Linked DNA regions of Homo sapiens: region 2 is linked to region 1. The links are chromatin loops, found by intact Hi-C in ENCODE. Cell type or tissue: MCF 10A. All regions are shown on one strand. Each heading gives the region's core, and the rest is flanking DNA. Links, peaks and the distances in the headings are about the cores only. Region 1 overlaps LOC105376146 (synapsin-1). Region 2 overlaps ROR2 (receptor tyrosine kinase like orphan receptor 2).

Region 1 (16,652 bases), core at 4,438-12,437:
GACATAGAGTGGCTTTGTGAATTAAAAAAATAAGATCCAACTATATGCTTCCTACGACAGACCCAGTTTAGGTTTAAGGACAAACATAGACTGAAAGTAAGAGGATAGAAGAAGATATTCCATGCAAATGGTAACCAAAAGAGAGCAGGGGTGGCTGAAACTTATATCTAATTAAATATACTTCAAATCAAAATCTGTCACAAGAGACAAAAAAAGTCATTATTTAATGATAAGGGGATCAATTCATCAAGAGGACATAACAATTATCAATATATATGCACCCAACATCAGAGTACCTAAACACATAAAGCAAATATTAATGGACATGAAGAAAGAAATACACAGCAATACAATAATAGTAGACCATTTTGATACCTCATTTTCAACCATGAATAGATCAACTACACAGAAAATTAATAGGGAAATACTGGACTTGAATTTCACTTTAGACCATACAGCCCTAACAGACATATACAGAACATTCCATGCAACAGCAGCAGAATACACATTTTTCTCAAGTACACATGGAATATTCTCCAGGATACACTGTATGTTAGGCCACAAAACAACCCTTAACAAATTTTAAAAAACTAAAATCATATCGAAGATTGTTTCAGACCAAAATGGTGTGAAACCAGGAATCAATAACAGAAGATATCTTGAAAAACTCACACATATGTGGAAATTAAACAACATGCTCCTAAGCAATCAATGAGTAAAAGGAGAAATTAAAAGGGAAACTGTAAATACCTTGAGACCAATGACAATGGAAATGAAACATACTAAAACCTATGGGATGCAGCAGCAGCAGTTCTGAGAGGAAAGTGTACAGCAATAAGTACCTACATTAAAAAGGAAAAAAGATCCCAAATAAATAGTCTAAAAATATTCTTCAAGAACTAGAAAAAGAAGAACAAACTAAGCCCAAAGTTAGCAGAAGGAAGGAAACAATAAAGATCAGAATAGAAATAAATGAAATGGAGAACAGAAAAACCATAGAAAAAAATTGGTAAAACTGAGTTGGTTTTTTAAAAAGTAAACAAAATTTAAAAACACTTACTAGTCTAGCTAGCAAAAAAGAGAGAAAAGACTCAAATAAAATAAAAAATGATATTGAAGATATTACACGGATGCCTCAAAAATTAAAAGAATCACACAGGACTATTATGAACAATTATATGCCAAACAAATTGGATGACTTAAGAGTTGGATTAACTCCTAGAAAAGTAAAGCCTACCACAGTTAAATCAGAAAGAAATAGAAAGCTTGAACAGAATAATAACAAAGAGATTGAAGAAATAATCAAAACCCTCCCCCAAATTAAGAGCCCAAGACCAGATGCCTTCGCAGCTGAATTCTACCAAACATTCAAAGAGGAACTAATACCAATACTTCCTAAACTCTTCCAAAAAATAGGGCTACAGGAAATACTCCCAAACATACTTTATGAGGCAAGCATCATCTTGATACCTAATCCAGACAAAGACATCACAAGAAAAGAAAACTATAGGTCAATTTCTCTGATGAGAATTAATGCAAAAAATTCTCAATTAAATATTATCAAACCGAATTCAACAACACACCAAAAAGACTGTACATCATGACCAAGTGAGATTTATTTCTGGCATATAACACTGATTTAACATATGCAAATCAATCAATATAATATACTACATTAACAGAATGAAATAGTAAAAACCATCTGATCCTCTGAATTGACAAGGAAAAAGCATTTAACGAAGTCCAACATCCTTTGTTGATAAAAAACTCTCAACAGCTTAGATTTAGAAGGAAAGTTTCTCACACATAATAAAGATTTTGTATGCAAACCCCACAGCTAACAACATAATCAACAGAGAAAAACTGAAAGCTTTTCCACCAAGGTCCAGTACAAGGCAAGGATGACAACTCTCCACTTCTAGTCAGCATAGTACTGGAAGTTAGCAAGAGCAATCAAACACGCACACACAAAAGAAATAAAAGGCAATTAGAAAGGAAAGAAAAAGTATCTCTATTTTGCAGATTGTACAATCCTATATGTATAAAATCCCAAAGATTCCACAGGGAAAAAAAACAGTTAGAACTAATAAGTGAATTCAGTAAAGTTGCAGGATTCAAAATCAACATACAAAAATCAGTAGTGTTTTTACTCACAGAATAATAACCTAGCTGAAAGAAAAATCAAGAAAACAGTCCCATTTACAGTAGCATCAAAAGAAAATAAAGCACTTAGAAATTTAACCAAGGAGGTAAAAGATCTAGACACTAAAAACTGTAAAACATTGATGAAAGAAGTTGAGGAAGAATAAATACAAAGATATCCCATGCCCATGAATACAATAATTAATGTTTTTAAATTGTCTGTTAACCAAAGCAATATACAGATTCAATGCAATCCCTATCAAAATCCCAATAACATTTGTCACAGAAATTTTTTTTAAAGTTCAGAAATTCATATGGAACGACAAAGCATCCTGAATAATCAAAACAATTCTGACAAATAGTTGAAGGTATCACACTTTCTGATCTTAAATTATATTGCAAAGCTATAATAATCAAACTCATACTGTATTGGAATAAACCCATACCATATTGGAATAACAGGCCATAGACCAGTGAAACAGAATAGGGTGCACAGAAGTAAATCCAAACATGTATGGTCAATTAAGTTTTGACCAAGGCACCAAGAGGACACAATGGAGAAAGGATAGTCTCTCTAATAAATGGGGCTAGGAAAACTGAATTTCTACATATAAAAGAATGAAATTGGACTGTTATCTTACATCATGCACAAAAAGCAACTCAAAATGGATAAGATACCTAAATTTAAGACCTGAAACTATAGAACTCCTAGAAGACACTAGAGGGGAAAAGTGCCTGAACATTAGCCTTGACAATGATTTTTTTCCCCTAATTACACCAAAAGCTCAAGCTACAAATGTAAAGATAAGTAAATGGAGCTACATCAAAATAAAAATCTTCTGCAAAGCAAAGGAAATTATCAACAAAATGAAATAGCCTATGAATTGGGAAAAAAAATTGTATACCCTGTATCTGATAAGGGGTTATCATCCACAACTTATAAGAACCCCTACAATTCAATAGCAGAAAAACAAATAACTCAATAAAAAATGAACAAAGAACCTGAATAGACATTTCTCCAAAGAAGATATGAAAAACGGCCAACAAATTTGTAAGAAGGTGTTAAACGCAGTTAATCATCAGGAAACACGAGTCAAAATCACAATGAGATACGACCTCACACCCATTATGATGGCTATTATTTAAAAGTCAAAAGATAACGAATGTTAGGAAGTATGTGAAGAAAAAGGGAAGGCTTGCATAGTGCTGGTGGAAATGTAGTTTGGTGCAGCCATTATAAAAACCAATATGAAAGTTTCCAAAAAAATTAAAAATAGGACTACCATGTGGCCCAGCAACCCCCTTTCTGGGCATATACCCAAAGGAAATAAAGTCACCATTTCATAAAGGTATGTGCACGCCCGTGTTTACTGCAGCACTACCCACAATAGCCAAGATATGGAAACAACCTGTGTGTCTGTAGAGATACAAATAGTTAAGAAACTGTGCTACATACATATAGATAAAGACATATTATTTTGCCTTTAAAAAAGGAGATCCTGCCATTTGTCACAACATGCAGAAACCTGGAAGTTTGTGCTAAGTGAAATAAGCTAGACACACACACAAAAATACATGATCTCATTTACATGTGGAATTTTTTAAAGAGTCATATATACAGAGATAGGGAATAAGACACTGCTTACCAGGGGTGGGGCTAGGGAGGTAGAAAGGAAATGGGGAGATGTAGGTCAGAGGACACAAAGTAACAGACATGTAGGATGAACAAGTCTAGAGATCAAATGTACGTGAAGATTACAGATAATAAAATTGTACTGTATTTGTGATTCCTGCTAAATGAGTAGACTTTAGCTATTCTTGCCACAAAAACTAACAAAAGTGTAACTGTGTGAGATGACGAATATGTTAATCTGCTTCTTTATAGTGACCATTTTACTATCTACATGTATCCCACAATATATTTACATCTTAAGTATAAATGATTAAATTTATTTTCTTAAAAATGGTCAACAGGCAAATTTTGTTATATATGTATTCCTGATCCAAAAAATATAACATGTAATACATCAAATACCATTGAATCGTGCACTTTACATGGGTAAATTGTATGGATGTGAATTATAACTCAATAAAGCTGTTTTAAAAAAGAGATTTAGGACAGTGTTCTTTAATCCCCAGGCCACAGACCGGTACTGATCCCTGGCCTGTTAGGAACTGGCCCGCACAGCAGGAGATGAGCGGTGGGCGAGCAAGCATTACTGCCTGAGCTCAGCCTCCTGTCAGAGCAGCGGAAGCATTAGATTCTCATAGGAGTGTGAACTCTACTGGGAACTGCGCATGCGAGGGATCTAGGTTGCGCACTCCTTATGAGAATGTAACTCCTGATGATTCGACACGGAACAGTTTTATCCTGAAACCATCCCCCAAAACCCTTGCACGTGGAAAAATTGTCTTCCACGAAACCGGTCCCTGCTGCCAAAAAAGGTTGGGGACTGCTGATTTAGGGGATAGTGTCAGTAGGAAATTGTAACTGACTATATATGAAGGATGTAGTGAACATTTGTCACTTTATGGCTACTTGGCAGAGGAACCTCTTCCTATTTTGGGTTATAGAGCCTGTCTCCAATCAGAGAAGTTGAAGATCTTCTATTAATTTTCCCAGACTCTTGGTAGCCAGGGTCCTGGCATATGACGTAGGTCCTGCCAATCAGACATACTTAACTCCTCCTTAGCTCCCCACCTTCAACTCTTTGTTGTTGTTGTTGTTGTTGTTGTTGTTGTTGTTGTTGTTGTTGAGGCAGAGTCTTGCTCTGTCGCCCAGGCTGGAGTGCAGTGGCGCCATCTCGACTCACTGCAAGCTCCGCCACCCGGATTCACGCCATTCTCCTGCCTCAGCCTCCGGAGTAGCTGAAACTAAAGGTGCCCGCCACCACGCCCGGCTAATTTTTTGTATTTTTAGTAGAGACGAGGTTTCACCGTGTTAGCCGGGATGGTCTCTATCACCTGACCTCGCGATCCGCCCGCCTTCGGCCTCCCAAAGTGCTGGGATTACAGGCGTGAGCCACCGCGCCCGGCCCCACCTTCAAATCTTAATCAGAAAATGGTAATGTGAAGAAATGGAGATCATGCAGGCTCTTTCCCTGGGGCAGTGCCTGTGAAGGTGGCTGTATCCTGTTTGCAGGAGCTTTCTTTCTGGTAGCAGCATTGGAGGAGTGTGCCATGCAGATGCAGTTTCTCTGTCCTACAGCAGAGACAGCAGTGCCTGCGGGAGATCAATTCTGCAGTTTGATTTGGGGCATAGCTTCCGGCTTTTTAGCCTTCAAACCTGACTTGCCACAGATTCTGTGAGTTGCCTGGAGTTTTTTGGGTTTTTTTGTTTAGTAAATTACTGTTCTGCTCATATTAGCCAAAATCGGTCTGTGTTGCTTGCAACAAAGTACCCTGAATGCTGTAAAAAATTGCTCCCAGATTCTCAGCAAGTTGAGTGAACTATGGGATGTACAAGATGTAACTGAAGGAAGTAAAAATCCAGCTAGTATTAAAGGGAAGAGTTCTGATAGTACCTGGCATGCATAGATGAAATGTTAATTAGATTATAAGCTGTAGGCACATGGAATAAACTGTTCACTGAAAGTCTCAGTAAGGGACCCTGGTTGACCACTGTCACAGAATAGAATGGTAGTCATGAAGACCATGTGGCAAAATCATAGTCCTCACTTCACCAAGGCAGACCTTTCTTCCTACACTCCTCAGTTTCAGGCGCAGGCAGATGTCTCTAAAACTGATTCAGTGCCAAACGGAGCCATCATCCAGCCTCTAGAGGCAGGTGGACTCGGTCAGGCTTCATGAGGACCATGATGAAATGGCACTCAAGTTCCATTTCAACCTCCTTTGAGTGGCCTTTTATGTACCATAGAATTTGAATTCCACATTTACTAGTCTCTCTTGCAACTGGTATTCTGGATGCAAATTAAGATAAAATTTGATGGTGAAAGAGAGGTGAGGCACACTTCCTGTTGAGTTAGCAATTGCTGCAGGCAGGCAAGGTCATAGAGATGTTGGAGTTTTCTGACCAGCAGCTCCAGGGGCCTGATGATTGTATTATTGTATAAGTCAGTTGCAGCAAGCGTTTTTATCACAATTCTCACAACTCTGGGTTCTGATCATTTAGAGGACTGAATATCCAAGGAGGGTGATGCTTCCACTACTTGACATAGCAAATACTTGCTATGCCTAGTGGGGGCAGTGGAGAGAGAGAGAAAGAAAGAGAAAACACACAATTCAGTTATTAGGTACTTTGGGGGAATGCAAAAGAAAACCAGGGAAAGCACAGGGGTGCCTGGAATCATAGAAGACGGCTCATACGGATACTGTTATGTCACCTACAGGCAGCCTTGCCATGGTCCTTGGGCATGTTCATGCTGACCTCCACATTCCCTAGGAAACCCTTTAGAGAAGTGTTTGGCAAACTACAGGCCTATGGCCCAAATCTAAACTGCCACCTATTCTTAATTTTTTTTTTAATTGCGATAGCTTTAAGAGTACAAGCGATTTTTGGTTGTACATGGATGAATTGTATAGTGGTGAAGTCTAGGTGCACTTGATTTTTTTCGAAAATTATTCGTATCCTTTTACTATTTTCCTATTGGATGTTGATTTTCTTGTAAATTTATAAGAGTGCTTAACATATTAAGAATGTTAAACCTTTTTCTAGAATAAAAATGTGAACTATTTTCTCAAATTTTTTGTCTTTTAATTTTAAGGTGTCTTTTATCAAACAAAAGCTGCTTCACGGTTAATTAAATATATTTATCTTTTCTTTTGTAACTTCTGGGTTTCATGTAGACCTGTTCTCCCATATTTTGGTTTTGTACTTTTATGTGTAATTTAACACTTAAATCTTTAATATTACGGGAATATTTTTATGCTTGGAATGAGATGAAGGTCTAGCCAATGATTCCAACATGATGTATTTTCCCTTGGTTAGTAGACACTTAGCATCCATTTTTTTCTACTCCCATGCAATCTGATATCTACTTGGGGAGGCTTGAAAGCTGAAGAAACATGTCTTAGACTTCATGAAGCTGAGGTTCTGGAAGCATATTATGTTCCATTGTTTAGAAGCACTCATGAGAGCCTGTGTTGTGCAGACTGGTCTCAATCTCCTGGTCTCCAGTGATCCTCATGCCTCAGCCTCCCAAAGTGCTTCTATTATACGCATGAGTCACTGTGTCTGGCCTGAGAATCAACTTTTTAAGTTTCTCAAAATATCCATTAGAATTTTGATTAAGAGAGATTATACTCATTGGTTAATTTGGGGGTAATCATCATCTTTATAATACTCTTAATCAGAAATATATTCAATTTTTTTACTTGTTTGGCTTCTGTTAGTCATTATTCAATGTTTAATAGTTTTCTTTATGTAGACTAGCTTGTACCTTTTTGTTAGATGTAGTATTAATTATTTGATAGTTTTTCTTATTGTGAATAAGACACTTTTCCCAAGTATATTTTAAATATATTTAAATATAATATTTTTCAACTAAAATACTAAGAGCTAACATTTATTAAACACTGCCTAGGCACCAGATATGTTATTTATGTTATGCTTCACATGTTATTCAGTCACAAATGAAAATATTGTTCACAAAATACTCATCTAACAATGACTTAAACAAATCGAGGTTTGTGTTTCTCATGTTCAAGAAGCCCAGGAGTAGGTAAACAGGTGCTGATATTGACGCTTCCCTCATGGTCAAATGGGTGCTATAGTTCTAGCATCATGTCCATTTTTAAGGCAGGAGAAAAGGAAAATAGGGGCACCTGCAACTTCTTATTATGCCCGTTTGGCCAGAATGATGTCAGTTAGCCACCCCTGCCATCAAGGAAGTCTGAAAGTATTTGATACTTGCAAATCCCAGAGTAAATAAAGACTGGATGAATAAGCTTGTAAGTAGATCTTGTGTGAGTCAAACTGCAGCAATGCTCATTCATAATATCCTCACCATAACCTTCAGAGGGCAGCATGACTACAATCCCAAGTGTGCAGAGGAGGAAACTGAAACATAATGAGTCTCAGCAATTTGCCGATAGTCACAGCAATAAATGTAGAATGTGTGCTTTTAGCCATTCTATTACAAATGATTCCCATATGCAGGAAAATTTTGTTTTTAAATATTAACATCTTGTCCAGCTACATTACTGAATTCTTCTATTTTTGCATAAGCTTTAGTTTTGCTACATAAGTAAATGAACATATGGAATTATAACTTCCTTGTAATACTGATAATTCTTTTTTTTCCTGTCTCATTGCAATGGCTAAGACCTTCAAAATGATGTCAAATAATAATGAGTTTCCTGTTTATTTTCCTACTTAAATAGGAAGGACTTTATTGTTTCACCATTAAATGATTAAATTTACACTGAAAAAGAATGCTTTTCAGATATTCAGTAGTAAAGATAAATATTTTTCAGTAACAAGAAAGTTTTCTTTCCTAGTCTGCAGTTCAAAATGTTTTCCTTTTATCACATCAAAATAGCTATACTTCTGACTACTCTCCAGCTACTTTAGCAATATATATCATACTCCAAAAGAGTACTAGAAAAGACCTCCCTAAGACCTTCTCACACTAATGCTTTACAAATCAACCTCCCATTTCTTTTCAGCTCTGCCTTTGCACAGCAGAATTAAGATCTGGCAAAAAAAAACCTAAACAACTTCACTGGAATATATAGGTTCTTATGTGTCAGCAACAGTTTTCATAATACTGCAAAAGATAAGAAAATGGACAATTTCTCTGCAAGACTGAGAGTCATCTTTCTCTGCTACTTTTCGTGAGGGACATGTTTTCAGGAAACCTATTTTTGGGACTATTGCTGCACTTTGAATCTTTGACAGGTTCCGAAAGAAATTGGCTGGGCCTGAGTTTCCCAGAAACCGGAGCCTGAATCAAATCTCCTGTGCTAAGCCTTTCTTGGGAGGTACAATTCTAGAACTGCAAGAGTAGGAGGAAAAGAAGAGGAGACAGAGAAATAGGGGAAGTACATTTATAAGGACAAGGTACACTACCAGGTTGACTACAGTGCCCCAAGACAGCACAGACTGTGGCTGGGATTTGGGACATCATGCCACTAAACATTGTAGAGAGGAGGTATTTATCTACTGGTTCCATCCCATCTCCTGTCACTCATGGCTCAGAACTAACCTGACAGTGTGCCAACTACCCTACATCATGGGGTTGTGTCACCTGCCCCGGTAGCCCCTGGGAAAGACAGGTTCCTGGCCCTCTGTGCTTGTGTGAGTTCCTAAGTGATGGGAGGTGCCCATCTGTAAGTTCTGTCCATCTTACTTGCAGCAGCAGGAAAGCATTGGGAACCCAGGAAGACCCAAGTTAGCTGCTGGTGGTAGAAGAGGGAAAGGCGTCCAAGACAAAGCCTGTCCAGTAGCAAGCAAGAGAGGCTTGGGACAGGTGAGGCAAAGGGGATCCAGGAAGGAGACACACTGGGACTTGCAGAGAGGTCATTTTTACAAAGGAAAGTGGTGTTTTACTTATGCATTAGGGGGAAAGTCTTGTGTGGCCTGGGTCATTGAGCAGCACAAGTCCTGCACTGGGAACCATCCCAGACAGCCAGGAGCAGGAACAGAAGCAAAAGGAACTCTGGAGCAGCATAGCCCAAGTACAGACACTCCCTGAAGGCCAAAGTCACGTCGGCTTCCACTGTGGTTAAACTGTTCAAGTCAAATTCCACTTGCTTCTAGTCTCCAGCTGGCTTTCTCTCGTGGGATGAATACACACCCTTTGTAATAGCACAGGAGAGCATGTGCCAGTGCATCCCTAAGCTCAGGCTCTGTTCCCGTGACACCTTTCCCCTCTCCACGGAATGGTAGAAGGATGAAACATCTTAATATATGTGATGCGCCCAAGACGGTGTGTGCATGCTGTGGTGTTTGAGCAGTATTTGTTATTATTCTTACTGTGTAGAGGAACTGAAGCATATATAGCATATGTAAAGTACTATTGTGCTGTTTCTCAGATGAAGAAACTGAGGCATCAAGGTTTCACGTGACTTACCCATGGCCACCCAGCTCTAGAGTCCAGGCTTTGAACCATTTCCCTACACTAATTCTTAATGTGTGACATTTGGGGGAAAAAAAGCATTTAAAACAATGTGTTTTAAATGCTTGAATAACGTACTGCCTGAATAACGTACTGGTTGGTTTTGCTACTCCAGGTCCCCTAGGCCTGGGCCTGGTCTACATTTCCACACTGCTCTCCCATGCCGACTTTGCAAAACCTGGGTTTCCATCAAGCTCTCTGCCAGGACTTGTCACTCCCCAAGGTTCCCTTGGTCACCAACCACACTGGCTTTGCTAGGCCTGGCTTTATGTGGTACTCTTTTGAGGCATGATTCCTGCCTGTAGAATACCCATACATCTTTAAGACTTTGGTCATAATCCCAGCACTTGGGAGGCTGAGGTAGGAGGATCACTTGAGGCCAGGAGTTTGAGACTAGCCTGAGCAACATAGTGAGATCCTGCCTCTACAAAATGTTTTTTAATTAGCCTGGTGTGTTGGCATGCACCTGTAGTGCTAGCTGCTTGGGAGGCTGAGGCAGGAGGATTGCTTGAGCTCAGGAGGTCAAGGCTGCAGTGAGCTATGATCATGCCACTGCACTCCAGCCTGGGCAACAGAGCAAGACCCTGTACCAAACATTTTTTTTAATAAAAAAGAAAAACTTTGATTAAATTATACCCTCTTTCAGGAAGTACTTCTGCCTCTGCTTCAATGGAATGTGGGTCTCCTCTCCTTCAAGCCCCTCTTGGTACACAGTCTGGTCTTTCCAGTGACAGTTACCACACCGCGACAGTATTCGAGTTATGCTTTTAACCCACCATCCTCATCTTCCCATTAACCTCTAAGGGCCTGGCTTAGTTTCTGGCCCCTGCTAAGTAGTCAGTAAACATGTACCTTAAGTGAGGGAGTGAGTGAATGAGCGCCAAGTCTACAGCAGGCATGGGACATCACTCAACTGTTCAAGGGATGCCTGGCACCCAGCAGGTGCTCCATAAATGGAAGAATGAATGAATTCTAATCCCCATCCACCTCTGTTATTCTTTCTTGTAGATGTACATGCTCACTTGTTCATCTGAATTGAATAGGATCCTGGCAGCGTAACAAGATTTATTATGTATATGTAATTAATATGGACACGCACACACATACGCATGCACAGGCACAAGTATTTGGTTGATGATACTATTTTTCTGATGTATGTTGATTCTTTTTTGGGTTAATAATAATAGCTAACACTTGCTAATATATCAGGCACTTTCCTAATCAGTTAATAGGTACTAATTTTATCCTCAGAACAAGTTGAGATTGATACTATAATTATAAATGGTTGTCAAAAGGTGAAAGTGAGGCACACAGCAGACGAGAAAAGTAAGTTGCCCACAGCCACAGAGTTCCTGAGTGGCTGTGGGCAAGCTGGGATGTGGACACGGGCCTCTGTATCTGGGTCTTCAGCACTGGGCTCTACTGCCTGCAATTCCTGGTGACTGCCCGAGAGCTGGCTCTTTTATCATCCTGCCAGTATGCGGACTCACAAAATCCTCCACAGACCTACATGCACCGCCTGAGAGCAGCATCACACAGCAGCAGCTGAAAACACAATGGCACCTGAATCTTGAGCACTTCTGAAAGTTTCTCAGAAGACCAGAAATGCGGTCAAGCACCCAATTTCCGGACTTCTTAAGTGCATTTACCAAACGGAGAGCATTCACTTTAATCTCTTGCTGAAACAAACGACTCCAGAAGACAACTTTTGTCTCTGGAGTGACAAAAGTTGGTGGGCAACTCAACAAGGTAATTTTCTCTTGTCCATGTTACAATTAGGCCAAGGGAAGGTTATGAATGAGCCAGTGCTTGCCATAGCTGCTTTGCTGCAAATGCCACATTTGCAGTTTTTCTTTTCTGCAATATATGCTGGTGGCATGTTAGTCAACCCATGCTAATGAGAGAAGGAACGTGGCCAACCATCTGGTTGGCTCCCTCGGGTTTCAGATGAAGGAATGGACATTCAGAGAGGTGAAATGATCCCCTTGGTGAGTATGGGGTACAGAATGCACCAGAATTTCAGCTTCTGAGTTGCAGCTGTGTAGCTCTTTCCAGTAAACTATCCTGTGCATGACTTCACAGAAATGTTTAGATAAGCTTTACTTCGTTGATTTGAACTGGATTGCAATGTGGACCTGTCTTGTCTTATTCTTCATGAAATGATTTTTGTTAGAACATATTTCACAATTTTCTATTTCATATACTCATAGCCCTGCTAGCTGTGTTCCAGTTGCTGGCTGAGTGCTGCCACAATGCTTGCTCCATCGCCAAGATTTTGCAATGAACACGATTAGCTGCTCCCACAGTCTTGACCATTTTTAGTGTATTCTCCTTTTTCCTACCCACCTTTTTTTGTTAATGTCCCTTATTTTGGCACTCTTACTCACATATACCATTTAATCTGAATGAATAAAAATGCTTACTGAAATGTGTGCCATCTGTGGTGGCTGAATTTAAAGACATGTTTCAGTTTTTGTAATAGTGTACTTGCAACATTTTCTCTTCTTTGCAAAATCACCTCTTTCTGGTCTTTTCCTGGGTCCTTTGGAAATGCTTTCAAATGTATTCAGACCATCAGCTGATTTTGTCTGGGGAAATCATGTCGTTGGTGTAGAGATCTAATTTCTTTCTTAGCTTGAGCAAGAGCTGCTTAATAGGAAACATTTTGGCTTCCCATACTTTAAAGCCATCGCTTCTACAGGGAATGTTATGTGACCATCTTCTATTACCCAATTTCCCACAAAAGCTAGTTTTTGAAAAAGAAGGCCAAGCATGCTAATAGAACTCCTGCTAATGGAGCCACATGGCAAAGTTAGGGGACCGAGAGGCAGAGGCTGGAAGACAGTTGAAATCTTAAAAACTATAACGTCTAGGTTGTGGCTGGGATAGGTAGGTGGCAAGAGCAAAGAGAAAAGTGGATGTTTGGGGGAATGAAGGAATCCCAGGAAGTAATGATCTGAATGACTGGAGAAAGGCCAAAGGAAAAAACTAAGAATAATAGAGTAAATCAAGATAACTAAATTTAAAAAGAAAAAAGGTCAACAAAGGTAGAAAAACTACAAGAAAAGGCAAAGCGGAAGAGGAAGACAGAGGTGAAAGATTAAAAATGGCATGAATAGCAGAAATAAAAGTGCATGAGTGGTGGAAAGAAATATCATTCCAGGAAGTTTCTGCCTCAACAGTCAATGACTCATTGCATCAAAGCCAAAATCCCAGCAAAAAGCACACACTGATGGGCGTGGGGAGGAGAACCTCACTAAGGCTACCATGCTAGCTCACATCTTAAAGCCTCCACTTGAAAACAAAACAGGTCTGGTGCTGTGACTCACACCTGTAATTCCAGCACTTTGGGAGGCCAAGGTGGGAGGATTGCTTGAGCCCAGGAGTTTGAGACCAGCCTGGGCAACATAGAGAGACACTGACTCTAACAAAAAAAAAATTAAAAAATTAGCCAGGCATGGTAGTGTGCACCTGTAATCCCAGCTACTTGGAAGGCTGAGGTTGGAGGTTTGCTTGAGCCTGGGGGGGTCAAGGCTGCAGTGAGCCGTGATCACTCCACTGCCCTCCAGTGTGGGCAAGAGAGCAAGACCCTGTCTCAAAAACAAAAACAACAACAACAACAACAACAACAACAAAAACGGTATGCTATGGATTCCCAGAAACTGAACTTCTGTTCCTGGAGTTTAATAAAAAGACACAAGGTGGTCCATAAACATACTACAGTGGAAAGAAAATGGTCCTGGCACACAGGAGCCCTGATGCAGGCTGCCGGCCACCAGACCAGACAGGAGGTCACCAAAGGGCTTTTAGTTATCGAAGTTTTTTCTACAAAGAAATCCATAAGTCCAATGCACAAAACAGATAGGGTAGAGCTGCCCAATTTGGTTGCCAGGTAGGCAGCCTGCTTTTTAGCCACTGAGTCCCCCGTCTCCACCCCCTGTTCCCAGGACATCTCTGTAGAACTCAGAGGACTCAGACTGTCCAGCCTCTGGGTAGGTAAGTCCTGCAGTCTTTTATTTTTTAATGAATTGCTTGCCTAAACTGAAAATCAGGATATTTTACCAAAAAAAAGAAAGTCAACTTTCTTTTGAATAATTGGAGCTGTGGGCTGTGCAGTCTTTTATTTTTTAATGAATTGCTTGCCTAACCTGAAAATCAGGATATTTTACCAAAAAAAAAAAAGTCAACGTTCTTTTGAGTAATTGGAGCTGTGGGCTCCTGGAAACAGCAATTGATGAGAGAGCTGAAAAACAGTCTTCTTCAGTGGGTCACTTTCTTTTTGCCACAGTCCACGTGTGGCTAACGTCCTGAATTCTCATTATCCATCTGACTTTACAGTTACTCCGGCCTAGTGAGGTCCACTGTAAAATCCCTGGGATATATATATGGCCTCTTGGGGATGTTCCAGCTCAAGACATTCTGCAGCTGTAGAAAAATTATTACTATATTAAATTAAGTTGTTACTAAATTACAAATTCCTATTAATTCCCATTTTAGTAAGGAGAAGTCACTGTTTTAGTCATTCTGTTCTCAAGCTATAGCTCTTATATTTGCTTAGTCAGAAACCATGTTGGCAGTATAATAAAATGAATTAGAATGTGGTTGATTGTCTTCTGCTGGTAGTTCTCATCCCTGTCCAGGCACCTCCTCCCTTGCCCCTGCCCTCAATCCACCCCTAGCACTGAGAGGTTGCTGAGAGCAAGAACCCCTTCCTCCTCCTCCTGAGAACCTTACAGCCCAGCTCCACCATCAGGCACATGCTGATGTCTTCCTAGAAGCCTCCCCACCCTGGTTAATTTGTTTCAAATATCTTAGGTTTTTATGCTCCATTTACTCGAGTTAATCTGCAAATACTTACCTACTCTGTGAATGTTCTAGGATATAATATTAGATACATCATCACTTCGGCCCTGGGGACAGATCCTTCATCCTGTTGTTTAGTGGTGTCCTAATCACCAGGAGGAGCTAAAGAGTTGTTTTCTAAGCTGGTATCTCAGATACCTTTCACACTTCCTCTGATTTCCAAGTTAGATGGTAACAATGAATGATGCACAGATATAATACATACACAATCTAAAATACTCCAAGTAAATATAGGAGCATTCGATTTCAAAATTCAGCATAAAGAATAAGTTTCCAGGTTGAGAGAACTCCTCCAGCATCACTGCCTGGGGTGGCTCCAGGCACGTTCTTTACCTGTCTTGAAGGTCGAGTTGTCTTTAAAGAAAGACATTTACTACAACGGCTTTGAAATTCCATGAAATTATTCAAAATGCAGAACAAGGTCAGAACACGTGAAGGGGAGGGTAGATTATGCAGGACAGCCCTGGATTTCTAGACAATAGCTGCATTTCTGACCCCAAAAAGGCAACTAATATGGATATGATTTTGATTTCATCTAAGAGAGGTTCTCAAAGCTACAAATAAGCATTGTAAGGTTTGGGCAAAAAGGAAACTATCAGTAAATTTGAGAAAAGTGGCCAGGCACAGTGGCATGCGCCTGTAATTCCACTACCAGGGAGGCTGTGGCCGGAGGATCCTTTGAGCCCAGGAGTTCCAGGCCAACCTGGACAACATAGTAAGACCACATCTTGAATTATTATATATGTATGAGAAAAGTGGAAATTATAAACTAAAATCAGGATTTGTTCTCATGAAGGTAGTCAAGTTTGGAAAATGTGTAGTGGAGGGGATGTGGTTCTTGCATTAGTCAGCACCGGGAAGATGGTGTCGGGGAACACGCTAAGCCCATATTGTACGTCTGAGTTTTCAGAGCCTTGTCAGCAGAGCTGTACTACCAGATAAATCACGAACAAGAGTGCGTTCAAAACCACAACGCTGCCCTGGAAGGCTTTCCAAAAACTCAACTGATAGGTGATAAAAATTTTTTAAATATGACTTGCGTTATTATGATATTAACTGTGCAAGAAGGGGAAAGGTAGAAAAGACAATCTTGGCGAGTAGATAGATCTGCTGCTCATGGCAGACACTAGGGATGGTACCTGGGTGTTCACTCTGCTCTTCTCTTTACTTTGGTTTTTGCTTTTTAAAAACGAAAGGAGCAAAAAGAAGTGGAAAGTCGTGGAGGCACTCGGCCCAGCCCCCACGTAGTTCAAGGAGACCAGGAGGGAGCTGGCTGGTGGAGGTCCTGCCCACCTGCCACACTCCGTATTTGGGCAAGCCTGTGAGTCACTGTCGGGAACATGGCTCCCTTCGCCAAGGCCAGCACTGACCACTATCCGTGTATCGGTAAACGCAGGGAGTGTGCCACGTGCCTTGACAGTCTAGCGCGACGACTTAAGAAGTCGCGGCTAGGTGCTCTTTTTTCCATTTTTTTACGTCTCTTCCGTAGCCCGGGAATTTGGGAGAGAAGACTACCGTATCCAGTTAGACGCAGAAATAACACTAAGCAGCTATCAGCTCAAAATCACA
Region 2 (14,143 bases), core at 1,255-9,254, 290 kb before region 1:
TACGGGTTGTTGCCTCCCTGAGGAGTGAGACCTAGGGAACGGGCCACCTCCGCCACAGCTCCGGGGCTGTATTTAGCATCGTTGGCTAATCTGGGGGTCCAGGAATGGCCAGGACTCCTTACCAGGACCAGCCAGGGCCTGGTCCTTGGGCCCGTTGCCTGCATTCAGACCCTCATTGTGACCCTGGACAAGTTGCTAAGCTCTCATATCCTTATATTCCGTGGGGATGACACCAGTACTAACCCGTGGGGCTGAAATGAAGGTCAAATGAGGCAATATTTAGGAAGGTGGTTTTTTTGTTTGTTTTGTTTTTTTGAGACAGAGTCTCACTCTGTCACTGAGGCTGGAGTGCAGTGGCATAATCTTGGCTCACTGCAACCTCCACCTCTCAGGTTCGAGCGATTCCCCTGCCTCAGCCTCCTGAGTAGCTGGGACTACAGGCGTGCGTTACCACATCTGGCTAATTTTTGTATTTTTAGCAGGGACGGAGTTTCACCATGTTGGCCAGGCTGGTCTTGAACTCCTGACCTCAAGTGATCCACCCGCCTTGTTAGCCACGGTGCCCCAGCCAGGAGGGTTTAGAGCAGCGCCCCACACATGGTAAACACTACAGAAATGTTCACCAAATGCACACCCCAACCCCAGGGTTCCTCCATGGAGGTGGCGTGGCCTGCACTGTTCTCACCCATGGCTGAGCAGGGTGTCCTGAGATGGAGGGGCCAGGCCCTTCTTGCTTGCACAGTTGGCTTTCTTCCTAGAGCAAGTTGATCCTGAGGCTGGGGAGACATCCCCATTCTGGTGGGGTGGTGGTGTGCAGGTGCCTCGTGGGTCCCAAGAGATGGTTCTGGGGCTGTGGAATAACTTTAGACAAGTTTCCTTCCCCATGCCTATCCCTGATGTGCCCTGCATTTAATTTGTGGGCTTGGGACTTCATTAAGCCATTACTTTTAATGCCTCTTTTCTGGTAAGTTATGTAAAATCCTTGGATCTTTTGGAAATTCTAGTTTGGGCATGTGTAGGCAGAATGGTTTTGTTGTACCCCGGAGGTTTTCCTAACGTGTTTTCCTTGTTCAGACCATCAGTGCTATAACGGCTCAGGCATGGATTACAGAGGAACGGCAAGCACCACCAAGTCAGGCCACCAGTGCCAGCCGTGGGCCCTGCAGCACCCCCACAGCCACCACCTGTCCAGCACAGACTTCCCTGAGCTTGGAGGGGGGCACGCCTACTGCCGGAACCCCGGAGGCCAGATGGAGGGCCCCTGGTGCTTTACGCAGAATAAAAACGTACGCATGGAACTGTGTGACGTACCCTCGTGTAGTATGTATTCTCTCTCTCTTTTTTTAATGTGTTGATTGTTGAGTGAACCTTGTGATGAGGGCGTTCTGTCCTGACCTGGGTTGGGGTGTGCCTCTGTACGGTGGCGACCAGAGACCCCTGATCTTACCACAGTGACCATTTTAAATAAAGCTGTTGGGCCACGCGTAGTGGCTGATGCCTATAATCCCAGCACTTTGGGAGGCCGAGGTGGGCAGATCACTTGAGGTCAGGAGTTCAAGACCAGCCTGGTCAACATGGTGAAACCCCATAAAAATACAAAAATTAGCCAGGTGCGGTGGCACATGCCTGTAATCCCAGCTACTCAAGAGACTGAGGCAGGAGAATCACTTGAGCCTGGGAAGCGGAGGTTGCAGTGAGCCAAGATTGTGACACTGCACTCCAGCATGGACAGCAGAGTGAGACCCTGTCTCAAAAATAAATAAATAAATAACGCAAGTTATTGGTTGTTATGAAAGTAACATCTGACCATTACAAGACATTTTAAAATATAGAAAAGTCTGAAGAGTAATGTCAGATCACCCCTAATGTTACCACCCAGTAGTGACTTGTTTGCGTTTTGGCCCACCCCCTTCCATCAGCCCTTTTCCCATGTATGGATGGTCCTGGGATATTCACTTTGACATTTTGTTTCTCCATTAACATTATCTCCCAGTGCGGTGGCTCACAACCTGTAATCCCAGTACTTTGGGAGGCCAAGACGGGTGGATCTCTTGAACCCAGGAGCTTGAAACCAGTCTGAGCAACATGGCAAAAACCCGTCTCTACAAAAAATACAAAAATTGTCCAGGCGTGGTGGCACACCTACTTGGGTGGTGGAGGTGGGAGGATTGCTTGAGCCCAGTAGTTCAAGGCTGCAGTGAGCCATCATGGTGCCACTACGCTCCAGTCTAGGCAACAAAACAAGACCTTTTCTCAAAAACAAAAAACAAAAAACACCATTATTGCTCAGTAGTTCCTAATATTCGTAAAAATATTTCCCTTCCACCCACCAGCTTTTGAGCTTTTCACTGCTTCTCAGATTTTACACTTAGGTTTGGTGGAGTGAGGCGAAAATAGAATTCATTGCTTGTCCTCATTCCTTGCAAGTGTGTCTGTAATGTCATGAATATGGAAGCTCACGTGGCTGATGGTTGACAGCTTCGACAGTTCTCACCTCTGTCTTAGTCATGCCCGGTTCACCAGTCCAGGCAGCAGGGTAACCAAGGCTGGGCTGGGAGCTGGAAGCAGCAATTGGTGAATGAGTGGGCACCCGCGGATAAAGAGAGAGCAGCCGGTGAAGCGAGGCTGGGCTCACCATGCACCTGGAGATCTCCTCCTGGGGTGCAGGCCCGCGTGTCTCTACTCCGAAGTGCAGGAAATAAACACTGGCACTAATGACCTTCCTGATGTGTGATTCAGCAGCTCCAGATTTGGCATTGCCTCTGGCTCAGCAGATCAGACACAAATCTTCAAGAATGTGTTCATTATGGGAGAACAAATTTTAAGAATGAAATTATCAGTCATTCAAATTGCGGTCTAGGCACTCTGGAGCACTCCAGACCTTAAAGCTGTCCTGCAATGAAGGATGGCCCTGTGCCCTGTAAGGAACAAAAGCAGGTTGTAGGACAGAACTGTGTTAGAGGTGCTTTTTTGCTTATTGTTTTGTTTCTGGCAAAAGGAAAATGAGTGGGAGTTTGTGTGTGAGCACACACAGGCTCCTGACTTTTACGAGGTTTTGGAAAGATGGATATCAAACTTTTAGCAGTGATTTCCCCAGACCTACAAAAGTGTTCAAATACAAGACTTTTTTTTTTTTTTTTACAGTGAGTAGGAATTACTTTTGTAATTAAAAATAAATCAAAGCATGAAAAAAATGTATGATTTTGGACCAGTCAATTCTTAGAATCTTGTATCGCAGGTTTGTACTTACAGGGCATAAATGGAAGGATATTTATTGCAGAATCACTTGTGAGAGCTAAACATAAAACAGACTGTTTATCAGTAGGGCTGGATGGGGCAGTTGGAGACGCCTGTGCTGTGGAGTGGCATGCAGCTGTGGGAGAACACACATATCTATCTGCTCCAACATGAGCTGCTGTCCAAGAGATTTTATTCTGCCAAAAAAACAGGAGCAGGAAAATATGGATGACACGATTCTATTTAAAATCAAGTTCATTTAGGCCGGGTGTGGTGGCTCACGCCTGTAATCCCAGCACTTTGGGAGGCCAAGGCAGGCGGATCACCTGAGGTCAGGAGTTCAAGACCAGGCTGGCCAACAGTGCAAAACCCTGTCTCTACTAAACATATAAAAATTAGCCAGGCATGGTGGCGGGCGCCTGTAATCCCAGCTAGTCGGGAGGCTAAGGCAGGAGAATCACTTGAACCCAGGGGGCAGAGGTTGCAGTGAACTGAGATCCCACCACTGCCCTCCAGCCTAGGAGATAGAGCGAGACTCCATCTCAAAAATAAATAAATAAACAAACACTCTGTCTCAAAAATAAATAAAATAAAGTTCATTCAACATTCGAATTAAGAAAACCATATAAAACTACTGTGTCTATATGTCAGAATAGTTGAATATCGGTTGTTCCATGTGGTTCAACCTAAAATATACATAAAGTTAGGAGAACACGAAACTTAACCATTTATAGCCTTTGGGAAAGAGGACTGTTAGAAATACTATCTTTTGAAAGGCCACATTTCTGTAATACTACAGTTTTTCCCAGTAAGCATGAGTCATGTTGGTAATGTTAAGTAGATAATAAAAGCAGGTGATGGTGTCAGTGTGAGCTCACACCTCTGGTCTTGGCGTGAGAGTGGCCTGGACTCTCCTGCTAACCTTAATAATGAAAAATGAACCAAACCCTAGTAAAAAAGAATGAATCGGCATCCCCAGTGCCCCGAAGATTTCTGGAACACCTGCCTCAGAACCCTTTCAGAGGGGAAGCTGCTAGGTGGGGCCAGAAGAAAGTTTTGTTTGTGGTTTTACTTGATTTCTTCTTATTTGGGGGAGCAGGGGTGGGGCAAGGCTGGGTTTTGGGACAAGGTGCTTTTTTCCTAAGGTGGCAGTAGCATGTTCACTTTTAGAACCGAGTTAGCTCTTTTAGGCCTCACACTGACCAGAAATCACTTGTTTGCTTCCAGATGAGAAGCGCTTTGCCCCCTGGCCATGGGGCCCTCTAAGTCTGATATAGTTATTTGCAAGGTTAAGGAGAAAACAGAACACCGTGGTTTTCTGGGGATGTGGGAAAGTGGCTCTCTAGAGAACTCACCTTCCACCAGGCTTAGGGTCAGCGTCCTGAAACGGCACCACTTTGTCTTACATTCAATTGCTTTGACGTGTGGGGTGCTTGGGGCCACGCAGCCTGGGAGGAGCCAGCCCTGCCTGGAGTCCTGCTCAGAATCTGAGGTCACCTCAGCCTGCCTGGTGTGCCCCCTGTACCTTTCTGTAAATCCTGTAGAGGGAGACAAAGAGTTACTTTTCCCTGTGATTTAAAAAAAAAAAAAATGCAGGGAAGGTAGCTGGTGGCCTTGAATCTTGGTACCCAGTGCTTTCCAAGAATTCTTGTGCCCCTGTTGCATATTGTATTGGGTCAAGAGCATGGACTACTGGTGCTCTTTTAAATCTAGTGCATGTTTAATTATTACCCTAAAAGAATCTGTCATCATTAGATAAAAATGTGAAGAAAACATTAAAATGTTGAATGAGGAAAAGGATCGTGTCTAATCCCAGTACCAAGTTTCACTCACCTTGGACAAGGGTCTCCAGTGAATTTCATGAACTTGTCAGTAGCTGGGGAGACCTTGATAAAAGTGAAATTGGGCAGAGCACCTATCTCCGATGGTATTCAAACATCAGGAACAGAAAGCGGATGTGGTCGTTATTAAGATCATTAGAATTCATTTACTTTTTATACTGCATATTCCCGCTTGTTTCCAGGTTGGGCAGTTTTGGGTTTTGTTTCCCCAGGATGCAGCCGGGTGTGCATTTTTTGGTGCATCATGTTTTTTAAGGTGTGGTGTGCCCTTTTACCCCATTGTGTAACTTAGGTGATGACACACGTGCACGTGAAGATTTTGGCTGGAGGTGGAGAGTGGGTTGGTAGAGAACTTAGAGTAGAAAAGGGATGTTTTCTGAAAAATCACGAAAGCCTTATTGTTCACAGGTCCCCGAGACAGCAGCAAGATGGGGATTCTGTACATCTTGGTCCCCAGCATCGCAATTCCACTGGTCATCGCTTGCCTTTTCTTCTTGGTTTGCATGTGCCGGAATAAGCAGAAGGCATCTGCGTCCACACCGCAGCGGCGACAGCTGATGGCCTCGCCCAGCCAAGACATGGAAATGCCCCTCATTAACCAGCACAAACAGGTCTCCATGCCTTACATTTTCTACCCGGGTGGCTCTTCCAGGTTTAATCCTCAGGGGTTGTTTCCCCCAACATTAAATGTCTTAATTTACTTGATACATAGCACATAATTATTTTAAACTCCGCTTCATTTTGCCATTTTTTTTTTCTGTAAACTAGATCAGGACATGTGTGCTTTAGAAAATAAATGGCAGGCGTGTTGGGAATTCACTGCCCCAGAGTCCATGGGCCTCCTTCTGCCTGGACCATGCTGCCCCTGTGGGCCCCAGCGAGTGTCCTCACTGTCCAGGTGCCTCAGCTCTGCCCAGAAGACACACAAGAACAACAGGGCTCCAATGCTCCCCATAATTTTTCTTGACACTTTTGGGTTGGGTTGGTTTTGCTTTGTTTTGTTTACAGGGAAGGATAGGAGAATAGCTCTTAAATGGGAGTAGGTGGACAGGCTACCACTAAAAGGCCACCCCTCATCCCAGAGCAGCCTTAGATGGGGGTGGGGCACTGAAATACAACAGATGAGAACATGTGCTGCAGCCTCTCCAGGTTGTGTTGTAAAAGGGCATTTACACTCATTGCAAGCCGTAGGTAACATCATTCTCAGCCAGCTTTGCAGGGGCTCTTCAAGGTGGCCAGGAGGGAGCTGATGCACTTGGCTCTTCAGTCCCAGAGTCGGTGAGAGTTTGCTATGGGCAGGGGCTGGCCAGCGAGGAGGGCACAGAGCCCCGGGGCTTGCACGGAGGCCCAGGAACCTCTGGGGAGGATGAGGGCTGGCCACACGGGAGGAGCTGGTGTCATAGAGGCCGAGAGAGATGCAGGGTTCTCAGGGCTCCTATCACCTGTGGGGTACTCTTTCCAGGAACATGTTTAACAGAGACCCTAGTCAAGAGGCCCATGGACAGGCCCATTGAGGGAACCTCTGTAGAACAACTGGCTTGGACTCTTATAAGTGACAAAATTGCCAAGACAAAAATGTCGTGGGAAAGCCTCTGTGGGGTCCATGAGAAAAAGACATCACATCTCACGTGATGTGTCGGCACACATGGGGGTTGGAGGGAACCTGGCAGGGTATGTCCGGGGCAGCCCCAGGGCAGCTGGTGCCTGGGCCTGGCTGTAGGGTGTGTGTGTGTGTCCACACATGCACAAGTGGGAAGGAAGTCAGTGTGTCCCAGCTGGATTTTGGAGGGACCTTATTTGTAGCCTGGTTGGGATCTGTGGAAGATTGCAGATGGGAAGCAACCTTGGCATCAGAGCCGTATTTAAGGTTAACTAGAGAGCTGTGGGTGGGCAGGCCAAGGCTGGGTGGGCAAAACCAGCGGGTCTTCTGCAAGGCCCCCCTAGTCGTGGCCGCACAGGGACTCCACTCCTCCCGGCTGCTCTGCAGCTTCCTCCAGGGCTGCGGTGACAGTGATGTTTCACGTGGGGCTTTTCTTCTTGACAGGCCAAACTCAAAGAGATCAGCCTGTCTGCGGTGAGGTTCATGGAGGAGCTGGGAGAGGACCGGTTTGGGAAAGTCTACAAAGGTCACCTGTTCGGCCCTGCCCCGGGGGAGCAGACCCAGGCTGTGGCCATCAAAACGCTGAAGGACAAAGCGGAGGGGCCCCTGCGGGAGGAGTTCCGGCATGAGGCTATGCTGCGAGCACGGCTGCAACACCCCAACGTCGTCTGCCTGCTGGGCGTGGTGACCAAGGACCAGCCCCTGAGCATGATCTTCAGCTACTGTTCGCACGGCGACCTCCACGAATTCCTGGTCATGCGCTCGCCGCACTCGGACGTGGGCAGCACCGATGATGACCGCACGGTGAAGTCCGCCCTGGAGCCCCCCGACTTCGTGCACCTTGTGGCACAGATCGCGGCGGGGATGGAGTACCTATCCAGCCACCACGTGGTTCACAAGGACCTGGCCACCCGCAATGTGCTAGTGTACGACAAGCTGAACGTGAAGATCTCAGACTTGGGCCTCTTCCGAGAGGTGTATGCCGCCGATTACTACAAGCTGCTGGGGAACTCGCTGCTGCCTATCCGCTGGATGGCCCCAGAGGCCATCATGTACGGCAAGTTCTCCATCGACTCAGACATCTGGTCCTACGGTGTGGTCCTGTGGGAGGTCTTCAGCTACGGCCTGCAGCCCTACTGCGGGTACTCCAACCAGGATGTGGTGGAGATGATCCGGAACCGGCAGGTGCTGCCTTGCCCCGATGACTGTCCCGCCTGGGTGTATGCCCTCATGATCGAGTGCTGGAACGAGTTCCCCAGCCGGCGGCCCCGCTTCAAGGACATCCACAGCCGGCTCCGAGCCTGGGGCAACCTTTCCAACTACAACAGCTCGGCGCAGACCTCGGGGGCCAGCAACACCACGCAGACCAGCTCCCTGAGCACCAGCCCAGTGAGCAATGTGAGCAACGCCCGCTACGTGGGGCCCAAGCAGAAGGCCCCGCCCTTCCCACAGCCCCAGTTCATCCCCATGAAGGGCCAGATCAGACCCATGGTGCCCCCGCCGCAGCTCTACGTCCCCGTCAACGGCTACCAGCCGGTGCCGGCCTATGGGGCCTACCTGCCCAACTTCTACCCGGTGCAGATCCCAATGCAGATGGCCCCGCAGCAGGTGCCTCCTCAGATGGTCCCCAAGCCCAGCTCACACCACAGTGGCAGTGGCTCCACCAGCACAGGCTACGTCACCACGGCCCCCTCCAACACATCCATGGCAGACAGGGCAGCCCTGCTCTCAGAGGGCGCTGATGACACACAGAACGCCCCAGAAGATGGGGCCCAGAGCACCGTGCAGGAAGCAGAGGAGGAGGAGGAAGGCTCTGTCCCAGAGACTGAGCTGCTGGGGGACTGTGACACTCTGCAGGTGGACGAGGCCCAAGTCCAGCTGGAAGCTTGAGTGGCACCAGGGCCCGGGGTTCGGGGATAGAAGCCCCGCCGAGACCCCACAGGGACCTCAGTCACCTTTGAGAAGACACCATACTCAGCAATCACAAGAGCCCGCCGGCCAGTGGGCTTGTTTGCAGACTGGGTGAGGTGGAGCCCTGCTCCTCTCTGTCCTCTGACACAGAGAGCTGCCCTGCCTAGGAGCACCCAAGCCAGGCAGGGGGTCTGGCAGCACGGCGTCCTGGGGAGCAGGACACATGGTCATCCCCAGGGCTGTATACATTGATTCTGGTGGTAGACTGGTAGTGAGCAGCAAATGCCTTTCAAGAAAATAGGTGGCAGCTTCACTCCATGTCATATATGGAGTGAATATTTCAAAACGTTGGGAATAAGGGCCTGCAAAAGGCAGCGAGGAGGCACCTCGGGTCTTGAGGTTCCTGACAACCGATCTGGTCTGTTGGTTTGAGGATGAAGGGGCTCCATTTCTGCTGCCTCCCTGCTGAGAATATTCTCCCTTTAGCAGCCAAAGATTCGCTGGAACGGAGGCTGCCCTCTGCTGCCTGTTGGGGTCGGAAGACAAGGGGCTTCTGAAATGGGAGTTCCTGAGATACAACAAAATGTGTGCCTTCAAAGAAACTGACAGCTTTGTATTTGGTGAAATGGTTTTAATTATACTCCATGTGTATTTTGCCCACTTTTTTTGGGAATTCAAGGGAAAGTGTTTCTTGGGTTTGGAATGTTCAGAGGAAGCAGTATTGTACAGAACACGGTATTGTTATTTTTGTTAAGAATCATGTACAGAGCTTAAATGTAATTTATATGTTTTTAATATGCCATTTTCATTGAAGTATTTTGGTCTTAAGATGACTTTAGTAATTTAACTGTTTATGTTACCCACGTTGGGATCCAGTTGGTCTTGGTTTGCTTCTCTCTGTACCACGTGCACATGAGGTCCATTCATTTTACAGCCCCTGTTACACACAGACCCACAGGCAGCCGTCTGTGCCCCGCACACATTGTTGGTCCTATTTGTAAATCCCACACCCGGTGTATCCAATAAAGTGAAACAAAGCATGTGATTGGCTCTCTTGCAGGTTGTAAGGATGCGAGGCAGCGGGAGGCAGTGCTGGATGACGGAGACGCCAAACGGTGATGATTTGAGCTGAGCCCTTTCTGTGGGTTTGGGAGGTTTGCCCTGAGCCAGGAGCCCCATGCTAATGGGGATATCCCTTGGCAGATAAATGATGGAACTAGCTCCGTGGCTTCTCTCTGTTAAGGTCTCCAATGCAGGTTAGTTAATTGCAGATGGTGTGAAGATGGTCTTTGGTTTTAATCTCATCCCCTCCTGAGGTCCCAGAGCCCCTGACATTGTTAAACCTGGAGCCTGGCACTTCTGGGGGCCCTGGAGCAGCAGGGCTGAGTTCAAGGGAGGGGGTGAAAGAGAATGGGCCTCCTTCATGGGCTGCCTGCATCCCCTGCTCTATCTGTGGTGCAGTTGGCTAGTCCAAGGTACACCTGGGTCTGAGCACAGCTGTTATAGGGTGACCTGGGGAGCAGTGGCTTCAGAGCTTCCAGTATTAACTGGTGTGGGGAGAGAGTATGCAGAGACTCAGGTGTAGCAAGTCCCCTCACTTGGAGTAGATCATCAAACTGACCATGTCGACCTGAACCTTATCTTGTCATAGGGGAGAAATCTTTTTCTTTTCTTTTTCCTTTTTTTTTTTTTTTTTAAGACAGAGTCTTGCTCTGTTGCCAGGCTGGAATGCAGTGGCATGATCTTAGCTCACTGCAACCTCCACCTCCCGGGTTGAAGTGATTCTCCTGCCTCAGCCTCCCCAGTAGCTGGGACTACTTGCACGTGCCACCACGCCCAGCTAATTTTTGTATTTTTAGTAGAGACGGGGTTTCACTGTGTTAGCCAGGATGGTCTCGATCTCCTGACCTCGTGATCCACCTGCCTCGGCCTCCCAAAGTGCTGGGATTACAGGCGTGAGCCACTGTGGTAACATCTTTTTCTAACCCACTGCAAGGCTCATGGCTGAGGCCCCTGTAACAAAAGACAGCTTAACGAGAAAAGCCTCAAGCAACCCAAAGAAGCAGGGAAGCCTGTGTATTTCCATACTAAGTTTGGTGGAGTGGACAGGCAGGCAGAAGTGTGGTTGGACAAAGGGATGTGACCAATGGCAATAGACCGGGGTGGGGCCGGGTAGGGGCTTGTTTGCAGGCTTGTTTGTTCAGATTCTTTTCTTTGTCCCTGTATCTTCAGAGATAAGGAGCTTCCCTTCCTCTGGGTAGAGGGAGGGCACCTCTGGAATGAGGGTTTTATGGCCTGTCTGGGAGGAGAAGGGCGGGAGAAGGTCAGAGAGACCTTCCTGATTCTGTGGCTTCCTCAAATGCCAGGTGCCACGTTTTGGGGGATCATGTCCTGACCCCATCACTGTCCTCCCCTGGTTTGCGCATAGCGCTGCTCACAGAAGATTCACCCACACACAAATAAACACAGAGTTCTAATGTGCATCCTAAAAAGTCAGGATGGACCCTCCCTTCTCAGCAGAAGGAAGAAATGTGATTAGACTAAGGATTCAGAGCACCTCTCCCGGCCAGTGCGGTCTGGATTGAATAGTAAAAAAGCTCGCGGTGAAATGGAGTTACTTCTCATTTCCACTGAGCTGAAAGAGGAACTTACTTTTATCTCGAATTTGGTACACCTGATGGCTTAACTGTTCTATTGAGACCTGAGAGTGAAAAATGGGAAATAACCCCCCTGTGGCTGCTTTCTCCACAAGCAGTTGACCATCACCCTGCCCTGCCAGAATTAACCCCCAGGCAACTGACAGTGCCGCAGAACTACAGCTGCAGAGATTCTGCTGAAAAACGTTCGGAGGTTTATTTTTACAGAGTGGGGGAGATTTTGGTTTGGGGATTTTGAACATCTCTGTGTGTTACCATCATTTTAATTGTAAAATCTTGATGCATCATAAGATTACTGAGTGTTTAAAGTTCCTGCAGTTGAATAATAGCGACTTGGTTGGGATGTTCCAGAACAATTGATTCTAGAGCTGAGATGCATGATTCAGATACTAGTAACGTGCCTGTCCTTGTTCATACCCACACAACAGGGAAGTTTTCACAGCTATTAAGTCACTTAAACATGATTTTTAATCCAGCCATATGAACTCACAAATGCCTTTGCACTCCTTATATTTTTTGATCATCATTGTTGCAACAGTCTGTCAGAGCACTGGATACATTTTTCTCTACTGATGTAGGGTGCGTGACTACTCCAGTATATAAGAGCTTCCAACTGACTCAGGAAAATCCCTTGGTTCTCCCAACATGGAAACACTGTTTAAAAACTCAATTCAGGTTTAGTTTGACCTCACAATTGCACACTGATCACTATTTTTGGACAGTTTGTGATCTGATGTTTAAAATAAATCTTGCACAGGCATTGGTTTTATGTGTTTCCTACGGGAATATCTAAAATCCTTTTTGAGATGAACTTTGAAAAGGGGGTTGTGTCAAAGTCAGTGTGCTTCAAAGTGAGATCTCTGACCCTCTCCTCGCCACAGTCAGTCCACACGAACTTCCCAAGATCAATTCTCCTCCCACCCCACACACTTTCCTCCCTCATCATTCCCCAAAGTAGTAGAGATTGCAAGTATTTCTTGGCCTGGCTCTTAGTGGGTGCCCAATAATTGGCTCTTGAAATAAAAGAGTAATGCTCTATTTAGGGAGAGAAGGCCTGGGTGTAGGTTTACCTGATACCAGCTGCAAAGAAGGACATAGCCTCGTTGTCTTTACAGTGTCGCGTTCCTTTTTCATTTAACTTATTAATTATTGAGTAGCTGATGTAGTCCCATAGTTTAAAGATACCAAGGGAAGTTCCATCCCTCATTTGCCCAGATTTCCCTCCACCCTCCCCCTACAAGTAACTGCTGTTAACTGTTTCTGAGGGATCTTCCCAGAGTTCCTTTATACATACGTAAGTCAATATACACGTATGTTCTTCTAGTTCTTCCTTTGACTTTTTTACACAAGTGGTAACTTTCTCTACAACTTGTTTTCTGCCTTGCTCTTTTCACTGGACAGTGTGTTTTGGTGACCTCAGCTTGTTAGTGGTAGGGAGCTCTGGTTCATTAGTATTCTGTGCTAGGGGTGGAGGGAACTTGGTTGAACCCATTGCTCACTGCCGCTGCGGAGTCTGCAAGTGTGACTGCTGGAGACATCCCCAGAGTGGCTTTGCTGGGGAATGAGCTGCCAATCATCAGTGCCACAGTGCCCTCCGTGGGGCTCGGCCAGTGCACCCAGCCACCAAGACACCTGAGAGTGCTGGCTCCCCCAGCCCTGGAATGCTGTTCACATCTCTGCCCAGGGCAGCTGCCCATGAAGGGCCTGGGGACACATAGCTCAACTCTCATGCAGGCTTTTAGAAAGACAGGGCAAGTTGGCATCTTAAGCTCATTGTTTTTTACACTAATTTGTCCTGTTCATGCTCCTTCTCAGTCAGCTTTTCAGTGAAAATGTTGCCCAGAGGCAGAGAGGTGTATCAAACCATCCACTGGGCATTGGAAGGCCCTTGGGCATCTGCAAGTACCCAGGGGAGGCACCAGAAGAAAGTGACTATATCTCTGGAACTTCAGAAGCCAACTGTCACACCCCTCTAGGATGGCAGCTACAAGCCGCGCCCCACACCCAGGATGGCAGCTACAGCACCCCACAGGATGGCAACTTTAACCCCTCCCAGGCAGCTACAACCCCCCCCCCCCGCCAGAATGGCAGCTACAACCTCCCCAAGATGGCAGCTACAACCTCCCCAGGATGGCAGCTATAACCTCTCCCAGGATGGCAGCTACAACTTCTCCCAGGATGGCAGCTACAACCCTCCCAGGATGGCAGCTATAAACCACCCCCAGGATGGCAGCTACCACCGCCCCCAAGATGGCAGCAACAATCCCCCCAAAATGGCAGCTACAACCTCCTCGCCCAGGATGGCAGCTACAACCACCTCGAGGATGGCAGCTACAAGTCCCCTGGTAGGGCAGCTACAACTTCCACAGGACAGCAGCTACAACCCCCCCCCCCCGCCCCAGGATGGCAGCTACAACTCCCCCAGGATGGCAGCTGTAACCCCCCAGGATGGTAGCTACAACCCCCACCAGGATGGCAACTACAACTTCCCCCCCAGGGTGGCAGCTATAACTCCCCCAGGATGGCAGCTACTTCCCCTCCCAGGATGGCAGCTACAACCCCCGCAGGACGGCAGCAACAACCTCCGCCCACAGGGCAACTATCACTCCCCCCAAGATGTCCCAGCCCTGCCCTTTCATTGCTGCAGTCCACCAGGGGCTAACTCCAGATGGACTGGGGTGCCTACGTGAACGATACTTGATGAGTCAAAGTGGAGGCGGTGTCTGGGAAGGGAGAGGGGTCCAGACAGGTGGAGGGAATCCAGGAGGCAGGGAGGCAGTGGCTTCTCCAGCTCCTCCTGCCCATTGGTGCCAGCTCTGTGTTCTCTCCATGGCACTGCCTGCTCCTGTACGGTATCTGACAAGGCCGCCTTTCCATCCTTATTGCCTTATCCGCAC

The links. Peaks named below come from ENCODE experiments on the same cell type or tissue, not always from the same donor. Only the 100,000 strongest peaks of a DNase experiment are listed, where the experiment ranks them.
Region 2: it touches region 1 in a loop (7-fold over the local background); 14 of 110 quality-filtered maps call a loop at or near these places.

Annotation. Positions count from the first base shown.
Region 1 is chr9:91,424,823-91,441,474 of GRCh38, reverse strand. LOC105376146 (synapsin-1) reads right to left here. Exons shown (of 2, transcript NR_188612.1): 1 at 15,079-16,652; 2 at 13,865-14,645. It also overlaps a transcript of NFIL3 not described here. Among named protein-coding and RNA genes, the nearest start is that of NFIL3, 9.3 kb to the right of the region's middle. RefSeq lists a silencer at 14,799-14,995. In MCF 10A, for the core only: a CTCF peak has its summit at 8,126 (motif pointing right); a DNase peak (open chromatin) is centred at 8,114.
Region 2 is chr9:91,718,087-91,732,229 of GRCh38, reverse strand. ROR2 (receptor tyrosine kinase like orphan receptor 2) reads left to right here. Exons shown (of 9, transcript NM_004560.4): 7 at 1,075-1,320; 8 at 5,487-5,689; 9 at 7,123-9,629. The coding sequence ends at 8,568. Among named protein-coding and RNA genes, the nearest start is that of MIR3910-2, 89 kb to the right of the region's middle. RefSeq lists an enhancer at 12,350-12,519. In MCF 10A, for the core only: a CTCF peak has its summit at 4,790; a DNase peak (open chromatin) is centred at 4,769.